3 separate regions of the Homo sapiens genome follow, and regions 1 and 3 are each linked to region 2. A link is a loop called in an ENCODE intact Hi-C map of the cell type or tissue named here. Cell type or tissue: right lobe of liver. All regions are shown on one strand.

Region 1 (8,000 bases), 380 kb after region 2:
CTCATATAATGTTATAATATAGGTGCCTTTATTATTCTCATTTTACATATGAGGAAACAAAGCCACATAGAGAAGAAATAATGTGTCCAGGGGTTGGAATAGACTGTTTAATCTGGATACTGACTCTAGAACCCACAATGTTCATTAATCTCATTCATAGTCTCAAGTTTTCCCACTAGTTACATGATTTTATCATTTAACTCTAGGTGGTTCTTAAAGGATTAAATGGATATTCAGGCTCTTCTGTAAAATCTAGCCTTTTTGTTTTAATTCCAGTAGGTAAGAATACCTTCCTTCAGGTCATCACTTTGCACTTGGCAATTGCCACGGCTCTTTGTACTTTTGCTCTTGGAGTCTTTTCAAAATACTGCCACCAAAATTGTTGCCCTGGTTTTACCATTCAGGCTTGATTCAAATTGCCATAGTTTTGCTGTTCATAGCCTCTTCCTAGGCATTCATTTCCTAATTCAAGCATTCTGCTTGTTTGTTGATTACTGATTTCTCATTATGCTTTTTCTTCTTCATTCCTTTTCTCCTCCTCATTCATAGTCATTTCTGTGCTTATAAATCTCTCTCTCTCTCTCTGATTGTATACATTTTTTGGTGCCATTGACCTGTCCTATGAAAGTCTTCTTCCTTCCAAAATCTTATAAGTATAGATCAGGATAGAGCCCTAGAGAAGGGTTTAGAAAGAATGAGGAATGACAACTTTAGAGTACTTAGTTTGATATGTTTTAAGTCTGAATTTTATTGATTCAGCAAATTCCACAAATATATACAGAATTATTTGCTAACTATGGATTTCATGTAGCTGATTTATTTTTTTAAACCGTACCTCCTCCCCTGCCCCCCAAGAGTGAGATAAGCACTATTGTTACCATTTGCAGGTGGAGGAATCAGTACTTAAGGAAATTAAACAGCTTGGCCATGTTCAAAGAGGTTATGTGTAGCAAAGCTGGGCTTCCAACTTAGGTCTTCTGACTCTCATCCCAGTGCTTTCTCTTTGATCACAGCAACCTCTCTGAAATTAATAGGAAGGAGAATTAATTATTTGTTTGTTCCTTCTTTAATTTTGTTCCTTCCTTTTTTAAAACCAACGAACATTCATTGAGCATTTACCTTATGCCAGCCACAGCACTAAACTCTGGAAATTGCAAATTGGATAACATGTGGGTCTTCCCTGGACAAGCTCATGGTTGAGGAGATGTGTAAACCAGTGTAATCTTGCATGCCCAGTGCTATTATTGGAGGTGTGGCTAGCTGTTCAGGAAGCATTCTAGAGATTGGAGATGGTTTGGAGATGTTTCTTAGGGAAAGAGTTGGCCACATACACTTGCTAGAATTAGTTTTCCCATATTAAAAATAGTTTTAAAAATATTTCCTAGCATTTACCTTTCTGTTTGTGAATGTGCACTGGCCTCTGAGAGCCACCACTGTTTCTCTGTCCTCTGGCTTGCCACCTGCTTTTGTCAATACTTCCCAACTGCTTTCAAACCAAGGGCACCTATAGAAAACCCCTTAAAGATGACTCCTATTTCCTGGCTTCTCTGTCCAGGTACCTGCTGTTCTTTCCTGCTAAGAACATTCACCTACAAAGCCATCTTCTCTGTCAATCCACATTGTGTTCCCATTAAAGTCTGAATTGATACGTTTCTAGGCACCTTTTCTCTTTGGATGCATTTGACTAAATCCTAATAATTACTTCTTCCCCTCAGACCTATACTTTCCACCATTATAGATCAGAATTTTCTTATTGTCACATAATGTTCAAATGTTGCCTTTAGACCAGTGTTGCAACTATTTAATATGACTCTTGTAACCTGTAGTGGTTTATATTAGACAAAATGTATTTATTGTAATATTTTAAAATCACTTATACCCTATGTTAATTTTTTTACAGCAGTTTTAGGTTCATAACAAAATTAAAAGGAAGTTACAGAAGAGTTCCCAAACCCTCCTGTCCCCACATATACTCCCCTGTTATCAATATCTCCCACTGGAGTGGTGCATTTGTTACAATTGATAAACCTACATCAACACGTCATAATCACCCAAAATCCATAGTTTATATTAGGGCTCACTCTTGGTTGTTGGGTAATTTAATAATGACTTGTATCCACCATTGCAGTATCATACAGACTAATTTCATTGCCCTAATAATCCTATGTGGTGTTGCTGTTTATTCCTTCCCTCCACTCTGACCCCTGGCAACCACTAATCTTTTTATTGTCTCCATAGTTTTGCCTTTTCCAGAATGTCACATAGTTGGAATCATAAAGAATTTGGCCTTTTCAGATTCATTTCTTTAACTTAGTATTATGCATTTAAGGTTCCTCCATGTCTTTTCATGACCTGATAGCTCATTTCATTTTAGTGTTGAATAATATTCCATTGTCTGGATATACCACAGTTTTATTTTCCATTCCTCTATGGAAGGTCATCTTGGTTGCTTCCAAGTTATGGCAACTATGAATAAAGCTGCTAGGATATGCCACAGTTTTATTTTCCATTCCTCTACGGAAGGACATCTTGGTTACTTCCAAGTTATAGCAATTATGAATAAAGCTGCTATAAACATCTGTATGTAGGTTTTTGGATGGGCGTAAGTTTTCAGCTTCTTTCAGTAAATACCAAATACCAAGGGGTGTGATTGCTGGATGGTATGGTAAGAGTATGTTTAGTTTTGTAATAAATTGCCAAACTCTCTTCTAGAATGGCTGTACCATTTTGTATTCTCACCAGCAATAGAGGTCCTGTTGCCAGCATTTGGTCTTGTCAGTGTTCCAGATTTTGGCCATTCTAATAAATGTGTAGTGGTATTTTATGTTTGTTTTAATTTGCATTTCTCTGGTGTCTGACGTGGAGCATCTTTTCATGTGTGTATCTGCCATCTGTATCATCTTTGGTGATGTGTCTGTAAAAGTGATTGGCCCATTTTTTTAAGTCAGCTTATTTGTTTTCTTATTGTTGTTTTAAGAGTTCTTTGTATACTTTATATAACAATCCTTTATCAGATATGTGTTTTACAAATATTTTCTCCCAGTTTGTGCCCTGTCTTCTCATTCTGTTTGTATTATCTTTCATAGAGTAGCAGTTTTTAATCCAGTGTATCCATTATTTTTTTCATGGATCTTGTCTTTGGCGTTATATCTAAAACATCACTGCCATCTAGATGTTTTTCCTATGTTATCTTCTAGGAGTTTTTAAATTTTGTGTTCCTGCAATGTTTCATAAACAATTTCAAATACTCCTGATCTAGATTTGAGCTCTCTTCTGCCACATGCTGTCAGTGTGACCTTGGGCACGGCACTCAGCCACCTGGATTCTCAGCCTTTCCATCAGAGATGTAAGGGTGGCACCTACCTCGTGCACGAAATGTTGTGGGTGAAAATGCTGATATGCAATGCACCTGTGAGGCTTTGATTTCTTTTGCCCCCCTCTGCCTAGAACATTTTCTGTTCACGGTAATGAGGAAATTGATTCCTGTGCTGCACTTTTAGCTTTTGAGGGCATTGCATCTGCCCCTCTCTGTCTCCACTGCCACTCCTCCCATGGTTTGACCACCACTATTTCTCGTCAGAATACTGCAGCAGCCTCGCAAATAAGTCCTTCTACTCTCATCTCAGTGTCCTCCAATCTATCCTGGAAACTGCCACAAAGTGATCTTCCTAAAACAAAAATAGGATCCTGCTTTCTAGGCAGAAGCCAAACTTGTTAACTTGGTTTACAAGACACTTTGCAACCTGGCTGCTGCTCATCTCTCCTTCTCTTACTGCATTCAGCTGCTAACCCACGAAGCTGCCTGTGGCCTCTCAGCCTCCAGAGGATGGAGGATGGGGATGATAGCTCCCCTGCCTGCATCGTTTCCCTCAATTCATCCACTTTTTGCCCAGTCAGATAGTACTCACCTTTTAGGTTTTCATTAGGATGTTAAATTTCCTCCAGGAAACCTTACCTGATACTCTTTAGTCTATAGTCTGGGTCAGGCACCCTCTCTCCTGTCTAACTCCCTGCCCCCAACTGCCCAAGCACCCTTCACTCTCCCATTGTAATAATGATGACATGAAACTGCAATTGCCTGTGTGTAGCTGTCTGGGTTGTTTATTGATATGTTCTAAGTGCCCATCCCAGGGTCTGGCACCTGGCTCTCCCTAAACGTTGATGGGTGAACCACTGAATGAGTATGAGACTACCCGTGTCATAGACAAGGAGAGCTGGTTTATTTACCACCAGTCATATATTTACATTGTGGTCATGGTGTCTACTAAGTTATAATTAACCTTCTTGTCTTTTATTTTCTTAACAGACAAAGATGTGAGCAGCGGAAGTTATAACCTTTCCTCTGCAACGACGGGCAGCTACTACAGTTGTGTCAGCCAGATCACCATAGGTGAGCACTAGTGTCATTTTGATTTTTTTAAAAAAATATTATTGCCTGGAAAAGCTGGAGGTCAAGGGGGTGGCTGGGGAGGAGAGGGAAGAAAATATAAATGCATAGGCATTTATTTTCAGAATCAGAGCAATTGCTTGTGGACTCACTTTTCTGGATCGCCCTCTTGTGGATTTCTACTGCTTTTGCATGGAATTAGATGGAGGAAATGTCCAGGGAGATAAGAAGTCATCTCTTGTTCCCAGATCTTCATCATTTGCTTTAACCCTTTTGTTTTTGTAGCACCTGTACTATTATGCACTTGATAGTACAATCGAATTACTTTTTAAAGATTTATATTAATCTATTTTTAAAAGAAATAAGTGCAAATTGAAAATGCATGGTAAAAGTCTACTCTTTGCTGTTTGGAGAACATGCTAAGCAAGTGTTAGAGTGCTGCTGAAAATCAAAGTGAGACTTTCTCCTTGTTATGCTCACTCAACCTTAAACACTGGTTACTTTGGTCGAAAGTAGAAGAGTGAGCCGTGCCATTTTTCTTTTGGTTGAATCCTTCTTCTCCTTTCCATTTCCTTTCAAAACTTTCTTGATTCTAGAATGTTGGGCAGTGACTTAGAGATCAGAAAAGAAAAGTGAAGATAATAGCTACAGCTTATGCTTATTTTGCACTTATTGCCTGCCAGCTGCTCTTGACTCCCTGCATACATTATTTTACTTAATCAGAACTCTATGAGCAAGTTACTGTTATTTCTCCATTTTACAGATGAGGAAACTTGCGCTTTGCCACCCAGCTAGAAATTAATTACCCAAGATTTCATTCTAGGTCTGTTTGACACTAAATCCTATATACTCTTAAACACTATGCCGTGGCTTCTCAAACTCCAGCAATGTGGATGCCTATGCAAAGCATTAATGATGAACCTCTAAAATGGATTTAAATTATTTTTATTATGAGGTTACTTAAGTATGTTCAAACATAGAACTATATATAGACACCTTGCATTCCAAATAGCCATTAAAATTGATTTTGCAGATGAGATTTAAAATTCAGTAACCCAAATAAAAATACAAATTTACCACACTAATTGAATATGATGTATGTTGTTATTTTGCTGAAATGCAGTCACTGCTTGTAATGCAATGGGGTACTGGCTGCAGTGATGTTGGTTCTTTGAGTGCAGTACAGTTTTACTGCTAGGTACTTCATGATGACTCTGCATTGCTGCCACCTTTCTGAGTTCAACCCCCTGTGAAATCAATGTTAATGCTCACTGATGTGAGGTTATTGAATCTTCATTTGCCATGAATGTACCTCGGCATATCCATCTCTCCCCTTTTCTCATTCATTGTACCAATTGGTGCCAAACCTGATAGAAACACAAAAGTAAACCCAGGCATTAAAATTAAGTGGCAGGACTTGGTTCAGAATATGCTTGTATTAATTTTTAAATGATTAACTTTTAAATGAGAAACAAAGATAGTTTAAAAATTCTCGTGGAGAGCTCGCAGACCCTGGTTTGAAAACACTGAGCAACCTAAAATGCCATTCCCAGAGACATCAGTGAGACATTAAACATTAGCTAAGTAGTAGGAGGACATTTAGGGTTCACAGTAGGGGGGTGACAAGACAAATGTATGGATGAGAGAAGATTATTATGGTGGTGAACAGGATGGAGTTCCTATGGGAGAATCTGGTGTTGTAACAGAGTTAGTGGCTGTGACTGTGGTCTTGACATGAGACAGAAATCAACTAGGGAGGTGGGATGAAGAGGCGGGTCTAGGGGGAGAGGGATGGAATTGCTGGCAGGACTAGTCATTGGCTGGATATGGGGATAGTAAGTGTTCCCTGAGATTTTGCATCAGGGTGACAGAGTCTGAGCTGTTCCCAGGAATGTGGAAGTCAGGAAGAGGGAGGATGTGATGGTGATAGGTTAGATGTGTTGATTTGATGTGCCCGTGAGACTTCTCACGTCAGAATGCCTCACGGAAAATTAGAAATATGGAGAACATGTTCAGGAGATGAAGATATTGGCACTATCTGCACAGAGAGTTCAGTCAAATCTTTGGAAGAAGATGAGATAATAAGAGTGAGAATTAGTACGTTGTGTGTGTTTGGAGGACCAAGGACCAATCTTTGGGGGAAGCACGGTGAGGGTAGAAATAATGACAGAGGTAGGAGAACCAAGCAAGCACCTTTCTTGGAAAGCCCAGAGAATTTCTAGGACAGACTGAGGAGGTTGAAAATTAAAGTCTGCCTTGGTGACATCGTGAGAGCCACGTGAGTGGGTGGCGGGATGGGAGCCACGTTGCAGAGCTCTGAAAAGGGAGAGGAGGGCTGTGAGTAGAGAATTCTCTTTTAAGGTGCTTTTTTCAATGAAAATGGAGGGGTAGATAGTGTGAGGATGATTCAGTAGCTAACAAACACTTTGGGGAGCTTTCTTTTTGCCAAGCACTGTGTTCTAACTACTTTTTCTGTATTTACTCATTTAATCCTCAAAAAGATCCTGAGGTAAACAGTGATATTTTCCCCCATTTTATAAATGAGGAGATGGAGTCCCTGAGAGGGTAAAGAATTGCCTGAGGACATATGAGAGTAAGAGCTGCAATTTGAGCCCAGGTCATTGGGCTCCTATTGGATGACACTCTTGTTACCTGACATCTTGCAGACTTGGGCCAAGTGGCCTTCCCTGGTCCAGTCAGCTTTAGCTACCATGTCAGGGTGTTGGGTTGAAATGTATCCCCCAAAAAGGTACTTTGAAGTTCGAATCCCCAGTACCTGTGATTGTGACTGTATTTGGAAATAGGGTCTTTGCAGGTGTAGTTAAGTTAAGATGAGGTCATCTGGACTAGGGTGGGCCCTACTCCAATGTGACTAGTGTCCTTATAAGAAGGGAAGAGACACAGAGACCATACAGAGAGAGCTGTGTGATGGCAGAGGCAGAGATATGAGTGATGCATCTCCAAGCCAAGGAATACCCTGGGATTTCTGGCAACACCAGAAGCCTGGAGAGAGGCATGGAACAGATTCTCCTCTAGAGCCTTCAGAGATAGCACAGCCCTGCTGACACCTTATTTTGGACTCGCAGCCCCCAGAACCATGAGAGAATAAATTTCTGTTGTTTTAAGCCACCCAGTTTGTGGTACTTTGTCACAGCAGCCCTAGAAAACTAACCTCTGAAGGGGAGGTAGGTATGACAGATGCTTAATCTTCCCAGAAGGTGCCAGTGTAACAAGAAGGCTCTTGAATACTGCTTCAGTTCCCTGGCTCAAATTGGCTGAAACGATAGGAAATTTATTATTTCACATAACAGGGACACCAGAGGCAGGCCCGTCTTTAGGATGGGTTGATTAGGCTGCTCAGTGACATTGTGAAAGGCCTTCTCCCCTGTGCCTTCCTCTCTCAATTTATCTTCATGGTGGCAGCCACATGGCTGCAGGGTTTCAGGAATTGCATTCAGACCTGACAATGATCACAGGGTAAGAAGTTTTGGTGCCCTCCTCAGGCCATTGCTCTAGGAGCTGAGAAACTTTCCCCTGCAGCTCCTTGACAGACTCCTCCTATCTCACTAGGCAGGTCTGCGTCCCAAGACCCCATCCTTGAGCCAATCATTGA
Region 2 (8,000 bases):
TTTGTTGCTGCAGACTGGAGTCCTCCATATCACCAAACTGGGCAGTCAGGCTCACCAATCTGGTGTTAGCTAGAGAAATGCTTGGCGTTACAGGGTTTGGGTTTTAAATCATCGCAATAGTCAAGACTCTTTATTTGTAAGGAGCAGAAACTATCTTGGGCAATTTATTGTAAGGATGTGAGTATTTTGTGAAACCCAAGGGTAAAAGGACAACTGAGTCTAGGAAGATGAGGCCTGGAAGGCCATGAGAAATATCCTCACCCCATACCCTCGCCCTGTTATAGTTTCATTGTCTTATTTCTCAATCTTTTCCAAGACCAGTGTTCTCTGCATCTCTACACCACAAAGTTAATGTAACCACCTTATAGTTATAATTCCAGAGTCCTGCAAGATTAACTAGCAGTCTTGTAATTCCAAATTTAAATTACTAGGAGGGTCGGGTGCAGTGGCTCACGCCTGTAATCCCAACTTCAGGAGGCTGAGCCGGGCAGATCACTTGAGGTCGGGAGCTCAAGACCAGCCTGGCCAACATGGCGAAATCCTGTTTCTACTAAAAAAAAAAAAAAAAAAAAAAAAAATTAGCTGGGCGTGAGGGCACACACCTGTAATCCCAGCTACTCAGGAGGCTGAGGTGGGAGAATTGCCTGAACCCAGGAGGCGGAGGTTGCAGTGAGCCAAGATTGTGCCACTGTACTCCAGCCTTGGTGACAGAGTGAGACTCTGTCTCAAATAAATAAATAAATTAAATAAATAAATGAGTAGGAGAATCTCACATCTGACTGGTTCAGCTTGGTCCAGGTGTCTACCCCGGTCCATTCAACAGTGCTCAGGGGGATGAGAAACATTATAGTTAACTACAGGACTTTTGGAGACCTGTCACTATGAGAGGGAGGGGGCAGGGGACCCTGGAAGTTCTCTGAGAATGAAGAATTGCTATGATCTGGGAAAGCACCCCTAAAGATGCCTTAGTTACATTATTTTCCCTAAGGGAAGAGGCATTTTTAGTACAGGACAATGGGAAGTCATTAAATATATATCAATGGCTGTTTTTTTTTCTACTGTATCTACAGTCTATATATCCCCAGCACAGACCCAGGCTCTTGTTTCACACCCCCCCACAGAGAATTCCACACTGCACATAATTTCCTATCTTTGCTATATTTGAGATTTTGAGATGGGGAGCACATGGTTTTTTTTTTTTTTTTAAGTTTTGTCTTTATTGAGATCCTTATTTGTTGAATTATTGTCATTGCTTTTTTCCTTTAATTTTTTTAACTTTTAACTTCAGGAGTACACGTGCAGGTGTGTTACTGTGCCATGGGGGGTTGGTTGTACAGATTATTTCATCACCCAGGTATTAAGCCTAGTATCCACTAGTTATTTTTCCTGATCCTCTCCCTCCTCCCACCCTCCAGCCTCTGATAGGCCCCAGTGTGTGTTGTTCTTCTCTTTGTGTCTATGTGTTCTCATGGTTTAGCTCCCACTTGTAAGTGAGAACATGCGGTATTTGGTTTTCTGTTCCTGTGTTAGTTTGCTAAAGATAATGGCCTCCTTCTCCATCCAGTCCCTGCAAAGAACATGATGTGGCTCTTTTTATGGCTGCATAGTATTCCATAGTGTATATGTACCACATTTTCTTTATCCAGTCTATCACTGATGGGCACGCAGGTTGATTCCATGTCTTTGCTGTTGTGACCAGGGAAGCACATGTTTCAGTGCTCTTCTGCAACAACTGAACTGCATAGTGTTCAAGATCATCATTCCAGTCGTGTTTTCTGCTGCATGGGCATTCCTACCTGACTCTCTAACGCTATGCAAGGTTCCCCAAATGCCATGCTGTCTCATGCATGTCTTTGTTCCCCCGTTTTTTCCTTTTGTTTGCCTCAGTCTTTCTCCTCCCTGAAGGTTTATACTATCCTCCCCTCATCTAGGAAGCCCTCTCCCACTCCCATCTGCAGGCTCAGGTAGGTGTCCTTGTTTGTGCTCCCCCGGCCCTCTCTTGTGGGACTCACTGCACTGTAATGGACTCATTCATTTTCTGGTTGGTTTCTTTCTTCAAGGGGAATATCACAGTTCAACCTATATCACCAGTGCCTAAGAAGGGCCTGCTACCAGGTAGGTCCTCAAGAAAAGGAAGAAATGAATAAATGAATGAAATGAGCCTCACTTCTATATAGTCTTGGTTTATATTTTCTAGTCCCTATTATCAACAGTTCTACTGTAGAAGGTAAGAGCACAAGCTCTGATGTCAGACTTTCTGGGTCCATATCCTGTCTCTGCTCAGTTTCCTAGATGTGTGAACTTGAACAAGTTTACTTCACCTCTTTGTGCCTCAGTCTCCTCATCTGTGGATGGTATAATGACACTTCCTACCTCAGGGTCATTGTGGGGAATTGAATGAGTTAGTGCATGTTAAGTGCTTAAAGTCTGGCATGTAGATAATTCTCTATAAATCTTAGTTATTATTATTATCAAACATCTAAATCACCACAAGAAACTGCAGATCTAGGTATGCTTCCTGAGCAATACATTCTGCAGGAATGGTTAGTGCTCTCAGAAGTCATTGAGCCTCAGGAGAGATGGATGTGGTTTTTGCCTAGTATTTCTTCCGTTATGTGCTCTAAGAGATAAGGAACATAAGGATATGTTGGGCTGGAGGAATGGGTTAGAAGCTCCACCAGTGGATGCTTTCGGTAAGAGAGTATGTCTATCATGGTTTATTGTGATTGTATTTGCTTTTAATGAATAAGTGAGCTTTTTGAGGACAGGCAAATACTCGGTGGAATGATTAGACATGCGTATTCCTGGGGCCTTCCTGTTCTCAGTCTTGAGGGGTTATGATGGGAAGGTTGGTGACCAGAAATTGTCCTTTTAGAAACAAATGTCCTTTTAGAAACTATCCTAAATGTCCATCAACAGGTCAATGGAGATACAAAATTGTGTTATATCCTTACAACGAAGGATTACTCAACAAAAAAGAGAAAAGGAACAAACTACTGATACATGCTATGACATGGACAGACCTCAGAATCATTATAGTGAGTGGAAGAAGCCAGACACAAGCAACCATAGATTGTATGATTCTATTTACATGAAATGTCCAGAAAAGGCAAATCTATAGAGATAGAAAGTAGATTAGTTGTTGCAGGATATGGGATAGGAGATGAGGATTAACAGTGAAAATGAAGGATCTAGTTGGGGTGGAAATATTCTAAAATTGCTTTCTGGTGATGGTTACACAACTTGGTAAATTTATAAGAATCTGAATTGTCCACTTGAAATGGGTGAATTATTTGAAATGCAAAATATGTCTCAGTAAAGTATGTGTGGGGAGAAAGAGGGAGGGAGGGAGGGGGAGACAGAGAGAGAGAGCAAGAGAGAGAGAGAGACAAAGAGAGAGAGAGAGAGAAAAGGTTGGAGCCAGGCTGTTTGGATCTGAAACCTGGCTCTGCTACTTACTAGCTGTATGATCTCAGGTAAGTTTAACCTCTTTTTGTCTGAGTTTCCTGCCAGTAAAATTGGGGAAAATAAGAAGTTATTTACCACAGAGTCTTGCTGGGAAGATTGTGGTGATACTTAAAGAGTGCTTAACACAGAGCCAGGACCCTAGAAAGAACTCAAAAGATATTAGCAATATTTAGCCTACCAAGGATTCAGCACGGACTTAGTTGAACTTAATTCAAATTTTGGATAATTTGGACAGTGGCTTGCAGAGGATATTGACTGGTCTTGTGGAAATGACTCCTGGGGAGCCTGAGAGCCTATAGCCTATGATTTGTCAGTCGCATGCAGACTGGAGGATTGGAACACAGGAGCCTCAAAGATGAAGAGTTTTTTTTCCACCGCAGCAGCATTTACAGAGGCGTCATCCTGCTGCCCATAAATGTGGCCACAACTTGCAGCGTTTCAGCCCCAGTTCAACAAGTATTTAGGTAACGCCCACTCCCTGCCAGGCTCTGCTAGGGCAGAGGACAGGTGATTTGGAGGCACAGAGGAGGGACATCTCACCTTGCCCATGCAGTTTTCTAGAGGATTGATATCTTAGCATGACCTTAGAACCCCTAGAAGTTACCCAGTTGAAGGGGTGCAGAGAGTTACCCAGGCAGAGGGCATAGCTTGAGTAAAGCCCAGAGGCAATAGGGAGCTTGCTGAGTTCAGTGAAATGAGGATGTGGAAAGCAGAGTGACAAGAAGAAAGACTTAGGGTCCCAGGGAAAGGCCTTGTGTGCCATGATAAAGAATTGTATTGTAAATAGTGCTGCAATAAACATACGTGTGGATGTGTCTTTGTAGTAGAATGATTAGAATACATGGATACAGAGAGGGGAACATCACACACCGGAGCTGGTCAGGGGTTGGGGGGCAAGGAGAGGGAGAGCATTAGGACAAATACCTAATGCATGTGGGGCTTAAAACCTAGATGATGGGTTGATAGGTGCAGCAAACCACCATGGCACATGTATACCTATGTAACAAACCTGCATGTTCTGCACATGTATCCTGGAACTTAAAGTAAAAAAAAAAAAGTCCATCTAGAGGGAGAAAAGGGGAAAAAACAAAAATAATTTTATTTATCCTGAGGACAATGAGGAGTCAGTGGAGAGTTCTAAGCAGGTTCTAGATATCTTCCGGCTCAGAAATCTTCAATTAGATGGTCCCAAATGGCATCTACGTATCATACTTTGAGAGAGCCTGCTCTGTTGATTAGGAGCAAATAAATGTCCTCCTGGATGTATGTGGCCTGGGTTTTGCATTTGGGCTACTCAAATGCAAGTTCCTCGTGGGACCACATCCATGCTAGTGGCTGGCTGAAAAACGGCTTCATGACTCTCATGAGGGGAATAAAAGGCATGGAGTGGTGGCTGTGAGCCTGTCTGCAGGGCCAGACCTCAGAAAAGCAAAGGGCTGTAAATGTTTCATAAATTTCTCTCTGGGTGCCTGCTCTGGCTGAGAGCCCATTCATAAGCCCAGGCGGCTGAGGGGCAGGTATTGTGCCGGTTACTATAGCATCACCTTGGAAAGTCTCACTTGGTGAGAGCGGCAGGCGAGCTGGGGTGGGGCAGGAGGGGGACGCGGCTGGCTGGAGGGGCTGGAGCTAGGCCACGGATACTGCTGCTGGTCTCAGGACTCCTGGTGGTCCGGAGCTCATGTTAGCGTCCCCAGCTGCAGCCCAGGGAGGGAGAGAGGCTGCGCTCAGTCTGAGAGTGGCTGCCTGAGACAGCTGCCACAGGCTGCTGCAGAGCGTGCAGCTTTTGCAAGGGACTGAATTCCCAGCCAGACACCCCTTGGACTCTTTTTTGGAGGGGTGGGGAGCAGAGAGAGGAGGGAGTTGTCTTATCTTGGAAGATCCGAGCTGGGTTTCATCTCCTTTTTGATTTTGAGTAGTTCCCTCCACGAGAACTGACTTCCAGGTGTTCACCAAGGGAAACAAGGTGGTTCTCACACTGGAAATGAGGAAGGATGACAGTTTTTGAGACTGACTGTTAACGGCTCAGAGGTGCCCCTCATTCAAAATGCCTTTTAAAGCATTTGATACCTTCAAAGAAAAAATTCTGAAACCTGGGAAGGAAGGAGTGAAGAACGCCGTGGGAGATTCTTTGGGAATTTTACAAAGGTAAAGTTTGAATGCGAACTTTAGTTCCTTTCTGAGTAGCTTCGTATTGCCAATGTGTGAGAGACTTGGTATCACGTTTTTAAAACCACACTTTAATGAGGAGAGGATGGGTCAGATTAGATCCTTCTGGAGCCCCTTCTAGCTCCAGTAGTCTATGCCTGGAGGAAAAACAGATGCATGAATAGTATTGGGTTGTATTAGGAAAAGATCAAGACAAATATGCTGTTTATATAGCTGGATTAGCACTTTCTGGAGATGATGATATTGCATATGGTATGTTTGGCATTGAATTAGAAAATATTTAGGGAGATAATATTTTATGTTAACTCATTAGTAATGACAAATATGCCTTGAACTGAAATAATTTTTATGTTTTTCACTGAATCCACTATAAATGAAAATTAAATATTTGCAATTTTTAGCTTATTTAATAAAATACATAAAGTGGTTCCTGATTGTATAGTTTGCAAAGAGAAGGATAGTTACACATTAATTTGAAGGAAGTAACTTAAAAAATGTCTTTGAAGCAGAAAATCTCACATAATTGCAGTGGGAAAATGTTAAGTACTATCACTGAATTGAATGAGATTTTAGTCCAAACCAAAAAGTAAATATTTTTTAAAGTAAAATATATTAATGGAAGGAGAGTTTGCTATAAATGATTGAATTAATGTGACAGTTTAATTTATGAATTTTTATAGACATAGTAAATGCCTTCTCAAATTATATAAATGATTTCATAAGTGGTCCTTATGTGCAAGGTAAAATGACTGCTTTATCTCTCTGATATAAATAAATGTGAAAAATAACTTTGATACACTTTTTATTTGTTTGGATGATTATTTCTAATCCTGGTGAGTGAAAATGCCATCTGGTGTGTCCTTTTAACTTTTCTATTATCTCTTAAATTTAAAAACTTTTTCATTTAAATGACTATTTCCAGGCAATCTGAGATTCATCCCATTTCTTGTGTTTTAAAACACATATGCTCCTGTCAGTGTTAAATTTTCCATGGTATCACTGTTAATATTAACTTTCCTAATAAGAAAAAAGAGTTGGACACCTTATTATTTTAGTAATTAGAAACAAAAAAGCTTCAATCAGACCTACACTGAATTAGCATGTCTAGATGAAAACCTAGCTCAGTGACAGCAGCATAAACCAGCCAAATATAGAAAAAATTACAATAACATTTTTTTCAGAGTGTTTTATCCTTCCGTTGAGCACTCCCCAGGTAACGTCTTATTGTGTTGGCGTTCATTTGATTAGAAACGCAAAAATAATTTTTGCATAATAAGCACGATAGCTTAATTGGCTTATTCAAGTAATGACAAAGGAATCTGGCAAAGTCAAGAATAAAAACCATAGGCCGGGCGCAGTGGCTCACGCCTGTAATCCCAGCACTTTGGGAGGCGGAAGTGGGAGGATCGCTTGAGGCCAGAAGTTCGAGACTAGCCTGGGGAACATAGAGAGACCATGTCTCTACAGAAATACAAAAAATTAGCCAGCATGATGGTGCATGCCTGTCATCTCAGCTTCCCAAGAAGTGGGAGTATTGCTTGAGCCCAGACATTCAAGGTTGCAGCGAGCCAAGATTGCGTCTCTGCACTCCAGCTAGGGTGACAGAGTCAGACTCTGTCTCAAAAAATAAAAAAATAAAATAAATTTAAAAACCTATGACGTTGGGCCATAGTCACCATTATAAACAGCAAACTCTGCCTTCATTTATAAAATATTTGATATAAAAATACTTAGGAATTTTCTTTTCAACCTTAAGTTTAATTGCTTTTTGTGAAATTTGATTGCTTTTTTCAATAGGAATTATTGATCGAAGAGCCGGTTTTGCTATGTTTGATTGGAGGAGCTACATGGAGATCTTTTTGTTTACAAAATTGATTTGCTTAGGGATATAACAAAATTGGCGATTTTCCAAATTGTGTGACCTCAACCAGAAATTGGGCTATGTGTCTAGGACTGTTTGAATAGTTTCCTCAGAACAATAGAAAAACAGCTAGCACAGTACTAGGGACAGAGAATGCACTAAACAAATGCTAGATATTGTCATGGTTGTCCTAATTGTAGAATGGCTTTAGAAAAAATAAAGCCAAGGTCAAATCCCTTTTTTCAGTGATCTATAGAGAGAAATTATTGGCAGAAGAAACGAAAACAGACATTGCTTGAGCGGTGATCCAAGTTGATCCTCAGTTCTAGTGAGGAATTATCAAGACCAGCTCTGCCACGTGTTTGGCATTAATCACAGGTGTATAAGGTAATTGTATGTAAATGACCCTGCCCAGAGCCTGGCACATACTGGGCATTTCCCTCTCATTTCACTGCTTTTCACGTAAAACCAGTTGACAGAATCCCATGTAAAAAAATCACAAAGA
Region 3 (8,000 bases), 310 kb after region 2:
TTGGCTGATTGCAACCTCAGTGCCTCAGCCTCCAGAGTAGCTAGGATTATAGGCATGTGCCACCATGCCCAGCTTATTATTATTATTATTTTTTTGAGATGGAGTCTCGTTTCCTCACCCAGGCTGGAGTGCAGTGTTGCGATCTTGGGTCACTGCAACCTCCACCTCCCAGGTTCAAGCGATTCTCCTGCCTCAGCCTCCCGAGTAGCTGGGATTACAGGCGCACACCACCGCATCTGGCTAATTTTTGTATTTTTAGTATTTTTGTATTTTTCACCATGTTGGCCAGGCTGGTCTTGAACTCCTGACCTCAGGTTATCTGCCCGCCTCAGCCTCCCAAAGTGCTGGGATTACAGGCGTGAGCCACCGCGCCCAGCTGCCCAGCTAATTTTTGTATATATATATTTTTTTCAGTAGAGACAGGATTTCACCATGTTGGCCAGGTGGGTCTCGAACTCCTGGCCTCAAGTGATCTGCCTGCCTCAGCCTCCCAAAGTGCTGGGATTATAAGAGTGAGCCTCCATGCCCAGCCTTGAATGTCTTTTCTTGATTTCCAATGCCACTGGTAGGGTTAAGAACTTGTCTTTCCTAGTACCTCTCCCCTTCTTCAACTCTGGGTAGTCTCTGTGTAGTAAAATATACATATTTAACTAAGAAATAAAACATGCTATTTTGTTGTTCTTTTTATTCTCATTTCCTTGACGACTACTGTGGCTGACAAGTTCTATTCATGTCCTTTGCTCATTTTTATTCCTACCCGTCTTAGTGGTCCTTTTGCTAATTGGCATACTCGTTATTACATAAGGGTAAAATATATTAATCCTTGCCTTTGCCCTTGTTGAGTATATATTTCCCAGTCTATCTTGTGTGTGTATGTGTGTGTGTGTGTGTGTTTTGTTTGTTTATTTTGAGACAGAGTCTCGCTCTGTCACCTAGGCTCAACTGTAGTGCCATCACAGCTCATTGCAGCCTCAACCTCCTGGGTTTATGTGATCCTCCTACCTCAGCCTCCTGACTAACTAACTGGGAGTACAGGGCATCATGTCCCACTGACTTTTGTATTTTTTGTAGAGACGGGGTTTCTCCATGTTGTCCAGGCTAGTCTTGAACTCCTGAGCTCAAGCGACCCTTCCACCTCGGCCTCCGAAAGTGCTGGGATTACAGGCGTGAGCCACCATGCCTGACCTATCTTTTGTTTGGTTATGTATTTTTATATGAAGGTGTTTTAAATTGTGTGCAGTGAAATCTCTTAACTCTTACGACTTCTTCAGTTACTCCCAAGTTTGAAAAGTTACACTGCCCCTAGAAATTTGACAAATATTTATTTTATTTTCTCTTGTTCTTTTAGGGTTTGATTTTTAAATATAAAGTCTTCATCCACTTGAAATGCATTGGGATGAATGTGTGACATAATGACTTTTCTGCCAAATATCTAACCAAGTATTCTAACACCATTGATTGAATTATTCTTCTCTTCCACATTATTTCGTGGTGCCTTTTTGAAAAAATAGACATGAAATTATTATATATAATCCAGTCTATATCTCTTATAGACCCTACTGTGATCTCTGTTCTTGGAAGACTATTTCAGTTATTGCTTTGGAATTTTCTACAATGTGGAACTCTTCACCATCATTTGTCCACCCTACCAAGAACACATATACTGACTTTTTAAAGTTAATTACTATTCATCTTTGTTCATGTAAACTTTAAAACATTTTCCTTTTCTTTTTTCCCCCATTGGAATTTCATTTGGGAGCCATTAATCCATAAGTGAGTTTGTGAAGAACTGACATCTTAAGACGTTTCTTAAGTTTTCCAGTCTGGCATACCCTCCCATTAATCAAAGATTGATTAATGGAACTCAATTTTAACTCTCTCAGTAAAGTTTTGGGTTTTCTTTATAGAGGTCACGCACATTTCTTGTAAAAAATTACTCCCAGGTACTTTGCTACTTTATCTTTTTCTTGCTGCTGCAGCTGGAATCTCCTTCTCATTATATTTCCTAATTGCTTCTCAGTGGTATGTAGAAATGCTACTGATTTGCACAAAATGCATTTAGCTCTTATTCAGCCTTTTAATTTAAATTTTTATTTTTTTTACTACGTGTCCTATCTTTTGTCAAGGAGAAGCATTCATGAGAAGAATGTTTCTGTATCATTTACAAAATTCATCGTTGCCATGTTACTATGCCCTTCAATGAAAGATAAACACAGATTTCTTTAATGATGCAGAGTTATATCAGTGTCCTCTGTATCCCTGGTCCTTGAAGCCCTGTTTTCCTTTCCACCTCAAGGCCGGCCCTGCAGTTCCAGCTGCTGCCCACAGCTGTCACTCAGGAATGCTCTTTCCTGACCCCAACTGCTGCTCCTTGCTTGTGTCCTTAGTGGTGCAGTTCCTGCCTTTGGCCCTGGGCTTGGCCAACCCATTCTGAGAGCCATTCATGGCCTATGGAGTTTTGGCCTCTTGGTCTCTTGGTCTTCATGAAGCCACTCTCTGGTTCTGGTGTCACCAGATGCTGCTACTGAGAGACTCCTTGGCTCCAATTGTCCTGCTCTCCTGGGTGTCCTTCTAGCCAGAATAAACTCTGGCTGTCCTTTGGAGGTGAGGGTCTAGAAGCAAGAGCTCATTTTGTTTCATTTTGTTTCCCCCTGAAATTTAAAGCTAAAATTGTGACTATTTAGCTTACCTCATGTTCACCCCTCTTTTATGGTTTTTCATCTTAATCTTTTTTCATTGCCTTGTTTTATTTATTTATTTATTTATTTATTTGAGACAGAGTCTCACCCAGGCTGGAGTGCAGTGGCAAGATCTCGGCTCACTGCAACCTCCACCTCCCCGGTTCAGGCGATTAACCTCTGCCTCCCGGGTTCAAGCAATTCTTCTGCCTCAGCCTCCCGAGTAGCTGGGACTAAACACGAGCGCCACCACGCCCGGCTAATTTTTGTGTTTTTAGTAGAGACAGGGCTTCACCATATTGGCCAGGCTGGTCTCGAACTCTTGACCTTGTGATCCACCCACCTTGGCCTCCCAAAGTGCTGGATTACAGGCGTGAGCCACCACGCCCGGCCCTATTGCCTTGATTTATATATGATTGAGTATCATAAACCACCTCAAATCTTTTCTTAAAATAGGCAAGATATAAGTCGTAAGTCATACCATACGCAGATGGTACTGTTAAATAAATCATACCATAAACACTATCTGGATTAACAAGATTTAAAAAAGAATAAAACAGTAGGGAAAGGACACCTACAAGTGGTACCGTATGACCAATTTTCCATTCAGAAAACAGGCTAGAATAACTTTTGGTGTTTATACACGTATGTATATATGTGTATATATGTATGTATGTATATATAGTGGTGTGTGTACAGGTTGGTATTCAAAACACATTTGGCTGGGCTTAGTGGCTCATGCCTGTAATCCCAGCACTTTGGGAGGCCAGGGCCGGCAGATCACTTGAGGTCAGGAGTTTTAGACCAGCCTGGCCAACATGATGAAACCCCGTCTCTACTAAAGATACAAAAAATTAGCCAGGCATGGTGGTGCACGCCTGTAGTCCCAGGTACTCAGGAGGCTGAGGCACGAGAATCCTTTGAACCTGGGAGGCGGATGTTGCAGTGAGATCATGCCATTGCACTCCAGCCTGGGTGACAGAGCAAGACTGCATCTCAAACAAAAACAAAAATAAAACATACCTTCATGCACAGGTGATATTAAAATATTTTAAAACAATATGGTAATTGAAATTAATCTATGAGTCGGGTGTGATGTATTGAAATTAAAATTAATCTATGGCCACCATTTTGGGAGGCTGAGGGCAGAGCAGATCACCTGAGGTCAGGAGTTCAATACCACTCTGGCCAACATGGTGAAACCCCATCTCTACTAGAAAAAAATACAAAAATTAGCCAGGTGTGGTGGTGTGCGCCTGTAGTCCCAGCTACTCGCTACTCAGGAGGCTGAAGCAGGAGAATTGCTTGAACCCAGGAGGTGGAGGTTGCAGTTAGTCGAGATCATGCTGCTGCACTCCAGCCTGGGCGACAGAGTGAGACTCCATCTCAAACAAACAAAAAAACAAAAAAACAGAAAAAGAAAAAATTCTATAAAAAAGTATAAATAAAAATTTAAAATACATTCCCTTTTATTCTGTAATAAAACTGCTTTAAATGATGTAAGTTGGAGTGCAAATAATGTATCCAATAATTTTAATAGTCTCTCAACTGTTTGTTGACTTTTAAAAATTAGTAGTGTGATCTTTCTTCTGACCTTGCTGCACTGACAAAGTGATGTTCCCCTCTCAGCCATGATTTGATACAGGCAACTGCATCAAACTCTTCCAAGCACTTCCTCATTGAACTAGTGGTCATTAGGTTTCCATAGCCAGGGACTTTGTTGCAGGCAGAGTGGCAGAGCCCGCCGCCTGCTATCGCAGCAGGTGCTGGATGCCAGTGCTTCCCACGTGGACTAGACCCAGAGTGTTTCACCTCGACCCCTGCCCACGACCTGCAACCCTTCTTGGAAAGCAGGAAACAAGAGGGTGGGTCTCCTTGTTGTCGGAATACTCCTGGGCAAGCTCCTGGATCTGATTGAGGAAAGGGGTGCTACCACCTGCAGATTCCTGGCATCACTACCAATAGGACCCAGAACAAATCCCCAGCCTTCAGCGGATAACTGCCACCAGGTGGCGCCAGCAGCAGTGGACCTGGACAGTTTGGACTCCTGCAACCCTGGCTGTTAAATCCTCAGTCACGTAACTAGCCTGGCACTAAATGACCTCACATTTACACGATTGAATTTTTTGGACTTTACTTTCTGCGTTATGGGTGGGGGAGTTAAATTTTAGATTGTTATGAGGCTGTACCTTAATTTTTTCTTTTCTCGTCAATGTTGTATTTAGAAAAATTTGAAATCTAGAGAAGTGTTACAAGAATAGTACAGTGTTATAATGAACACCCATATACCTTTCACCTGGATTCATCAATTCTTAATATTTTGCTATAGTTTCTATTTTTTCTCTCCTTATATCTGTGTGTATATATCTTTTTCTGAGCCATTTGAAAATTAGTTGCATAATCGACTCTTCATCCGCCAATACTGCAGCATGTGCCCCTTAATAACAAGGACATTCTTCCATATAACCACAGTCTCACTCAGGAAATGTGACATTAATGAAATATCATTATCTAACCTAGAGATACTAAGATTGAAAAATTGTCACAATAATGCCATTTTAATATACAGTTTTAAATCCAGGATCTAATAAAAAAGATCACAGACTGTATTTAGTTGTCATGATTCTTGAGTCTCCTTAATCTGGTGTGGTTCCTCAGCGTTATTTTCTTTTTTTCCTTTTATGAAATGACCATTTTTGGAGTGTCCAGGCCAGTTTTATTCTAGAAAGAAAACTGCTAGCCACTCACTTTAAAATTAATTCTAACACACACACAAACCTGGTTGGGGCTTCCTGGTGTGTTCTTCTGATCCCATTTTAACAAGTATATCCCACACACGAGAGATTGTAAAACAAAAAGAAATTAATCCCATGAAAACTGGCAGACCCAAGTTCATAAGGGACTCCATCTAAGTTAAGTCCCAATTAGTTCTATTAAATTGCTTCTAATAGGCATCTGGGTTTTGTCCAGTAACCTTCCTTTCACAGAGACACTGCTTCGCTCTTCATGTGATCTCAGTGGGCTGTCAGTCACGGGACTCAACTCCCCACTGTGGTGACTGGTTTAAGGATAGATGCAATGTGACCTGAATGGAGCCAGCATCTCCCCTGAGAGATTACACATGGATTCTGAAAAAGAAAGGCTCTCTCTTCCTCTGGGATCATGAGATAAATGATAATGTTGGCTGGAACTATTTGTGTTCAGCTTCCCGATTGTATAAGGGGAAGCTCTGCTGCAGAAGAGAATAAAGTTTACGACACACACAGAATGAAGCTGTGGCAAACTGAGATAAAAAGATCAATGAGGAGAGATGGAGTTAGTGCATGTGACATGGTTAGATCCATGGATCTAGCCATGCCTGAAGTTAGTTAGATGGTGCATACGTTGAGCTGGGTTTCTGTCTCTTGCAACTGAGTCTTGACCAATGGTGCTAATGATTTAAGGACTTGGTCAGAATCCCTTAGGGATATTTTTCTTTGCCACTGTGGAAGCCTAGATAAGTTACCAGGGTTCTTTGGCTATAGGTAAGGATCACAGTACTCACTTCAGAGGTACCTGTTGTGTAGATTAAGGAGATAACTAAGTAACCACTTCACAGTGCCTGGAGCATGCTAGGGAATCCATGAATGTTAGAAACCGGTACAAAAATCTGCCAGGCTTCTGCCATTTGCTTTGCGCCTTTGAATTTTCCCTCAGTCTCCCCAGATGAAAACCAGACTTTACTGAGAATAGTGCTTTGTCAGATAGTAATCATCACTCACTGTCAGCATCTTGGTTATAGTCATTCCATTTGTCCTATAAACAACATGAACAGATCATTAATATGCCTGGAGGATCTTCAGCATTTGACTAGTTATTATTTCTCCAAGTGAGAGAGAAGCCACTGGTGAGGCTAAGCAGCATTTAACTGCACTGGCACTTTTGGCAGCAGGCATTCCCAACTCAAGCTGAAGTGCAAGCAGGGGGAGGAGGTGGCAGGGAACAACACTGGGGTTGGTATGTTGAGTTTTTGCTACCCACTTGCACTCATTTTGGCCTCCTTTGTCCTCTTTCTGCAACTATTTCCAGAAGGAAATTTGTTCTGTCAGAACCCACAATATCCTTATGTTTGCCGCTGTCAAAGGGGCTAGTGGCAAATACTCTTTTGGAAAAGCAAAATTCCCAGAAAAGAGATAATGAGGTTTATGTTTGCACCTTCACAACTCAAGCATTTAACAGAGATTCCAGAATTGCAGAGTCTCACAATTGCTGCATTTTTCTTGGCTCCTGCTCTAAGGACCTCAGCAACATTAAGAAGTAGCCACCCCAGGTGGGAGCTGACATATATCCTGACTTGCTCAGGCCCAGGAGATCAGTGGAGGTGACACACAGTTGCTGGCTGGAGCAGGCTATCCCACGGCTGGGTTTTCAGCTGGCCTGGACTTTCTGCCAACTCCTTGGTGGGGTTGGAATGGGAGTGAGGGTGCAGCTGTGACCTTTCATGCCTGAAAAATCTGCCTCAAGTCGGGAGAAAGTGCTGGGCTTGCTTTGTGGAGGTCAATCATCCTAGATGTTTTGGAGTTGAGGGCTGGAAGCAGGTGATTTCACTGTACTGCAATTCCAAGGGTCTTAGTTGCAGAGTAATCTCTTCCCCTGCTAGGATTCACTTGCATAGGGCAGGGACTGGTGGGTGGGCCTAGCAGCAGTCTCTTTGCTTAAAGAGCTATTAGATTCTCCTGGAAGAGTTCATCCTAAGGACAGAGATCAAGGCACACAATTCAGTCCAACAACAATGTCCAGGCAGGAGGAGTGGTTTGCGTATAGTGCAGCCCAGCTCCCAGGCACTCTCATCCGAAGCCTAGAGGAGGCGCTACGAGTAAAAACTAACAGCTGCTCTCACACATCTCACATCTGTGAGTATCTGAACACAAGTCAGCTTTCCTTTGGGCTACACTTGGTGTGGGGCGGGGGCTAAAAGGCACAGAAAGAAACTTTCCTCCCTCCTAACAGAGCAGCTGCAGGGTGGGACTCTAGAGGGTGCAGTAGGGAGGTGGCCGCAGTGGTGGGCCACAGGGAGGGCCCTGGGTGCAGCTCTGGTGGGACCCATAGCCTCCATGGGAGCCAGTGCCCTCTGGTGGACACCAGCGGGAGTACTGTGCTGGTGCAGCTTGGTGAGCCTGAGACCTCCCCAAAGACCTCCATGGTGGCTATCAGATGATAGCATAGGAGCTTGAACTGGTGAGCCCATGAGCTCCCCAACCCTGATTTTCCAGAAATAATTGGGAGAAATGTTAAGATGGACTCATGACCATATAGTAATGAAGGGATGGTGGGAGAGATGTA

The links. Peaks named below come from ENCODE experiments on the same cell type or tissue, not always from the same donor. Only the 100,000 strongest peaks of a DNase experiment are listed, where the experiment ranks them.
Region 1: a loop joins it to region 2, with 4 times the contacts of the local background. A loop is called at or near these places in 52 of 110 quality-filtered maps.
Region 3: a loop joins it to region 2, with 2.8 times the contacts of the local background. A loop is called at or near these places in 17 of 110 quality-filtered maps.

What each region holds. Positions count from the first base shown.
Region 1 is chr12:100,729,468-100,737,467 of GRCh38, forward strand. It overlaps a transcript of ANO4 not described here. Among named protein-coding and RNA genes, the nearest start is that of ANO4, 61 kb to the right of the region's middle. In right lobe of liver, a CTCF peak has its summit at 4,562 (motif pointing left); no DNase peak of the experiment used is centred here.
Region 2 is chr12:100,351,880-100,359,879 of GRCh38, forward strand. It overlaps SLC17A8 (solute carrier family 17 member 8), which reads left to right and starts at 5,195. Exons shown (of 12, transcript NM_139319.3): 1 at 5,195-5,613. The coding sequence starts at 5,513. RefSeq lists enhancers at 4,645-5,145, 5,146-5,646. In right lobe of liver, no CTCF peak of the experiment used is centred here; no DNase peak of the experiment used is centred here.
Region 3 is chr12:100,664,430-100,672,429 of GRCh38, forward strand. No RefSeq gene overlaps it. Among named protein-coding and RNA genes, the nearest start is that of GAS2L3, 95 kb to the left of the region's middle. In right lobe of liver, CTCF peaks have their summits at 4,682 (motif pointing right) and 7,793 (motif pointing left); a DNase peak (open chromatin) is centred at 4,692.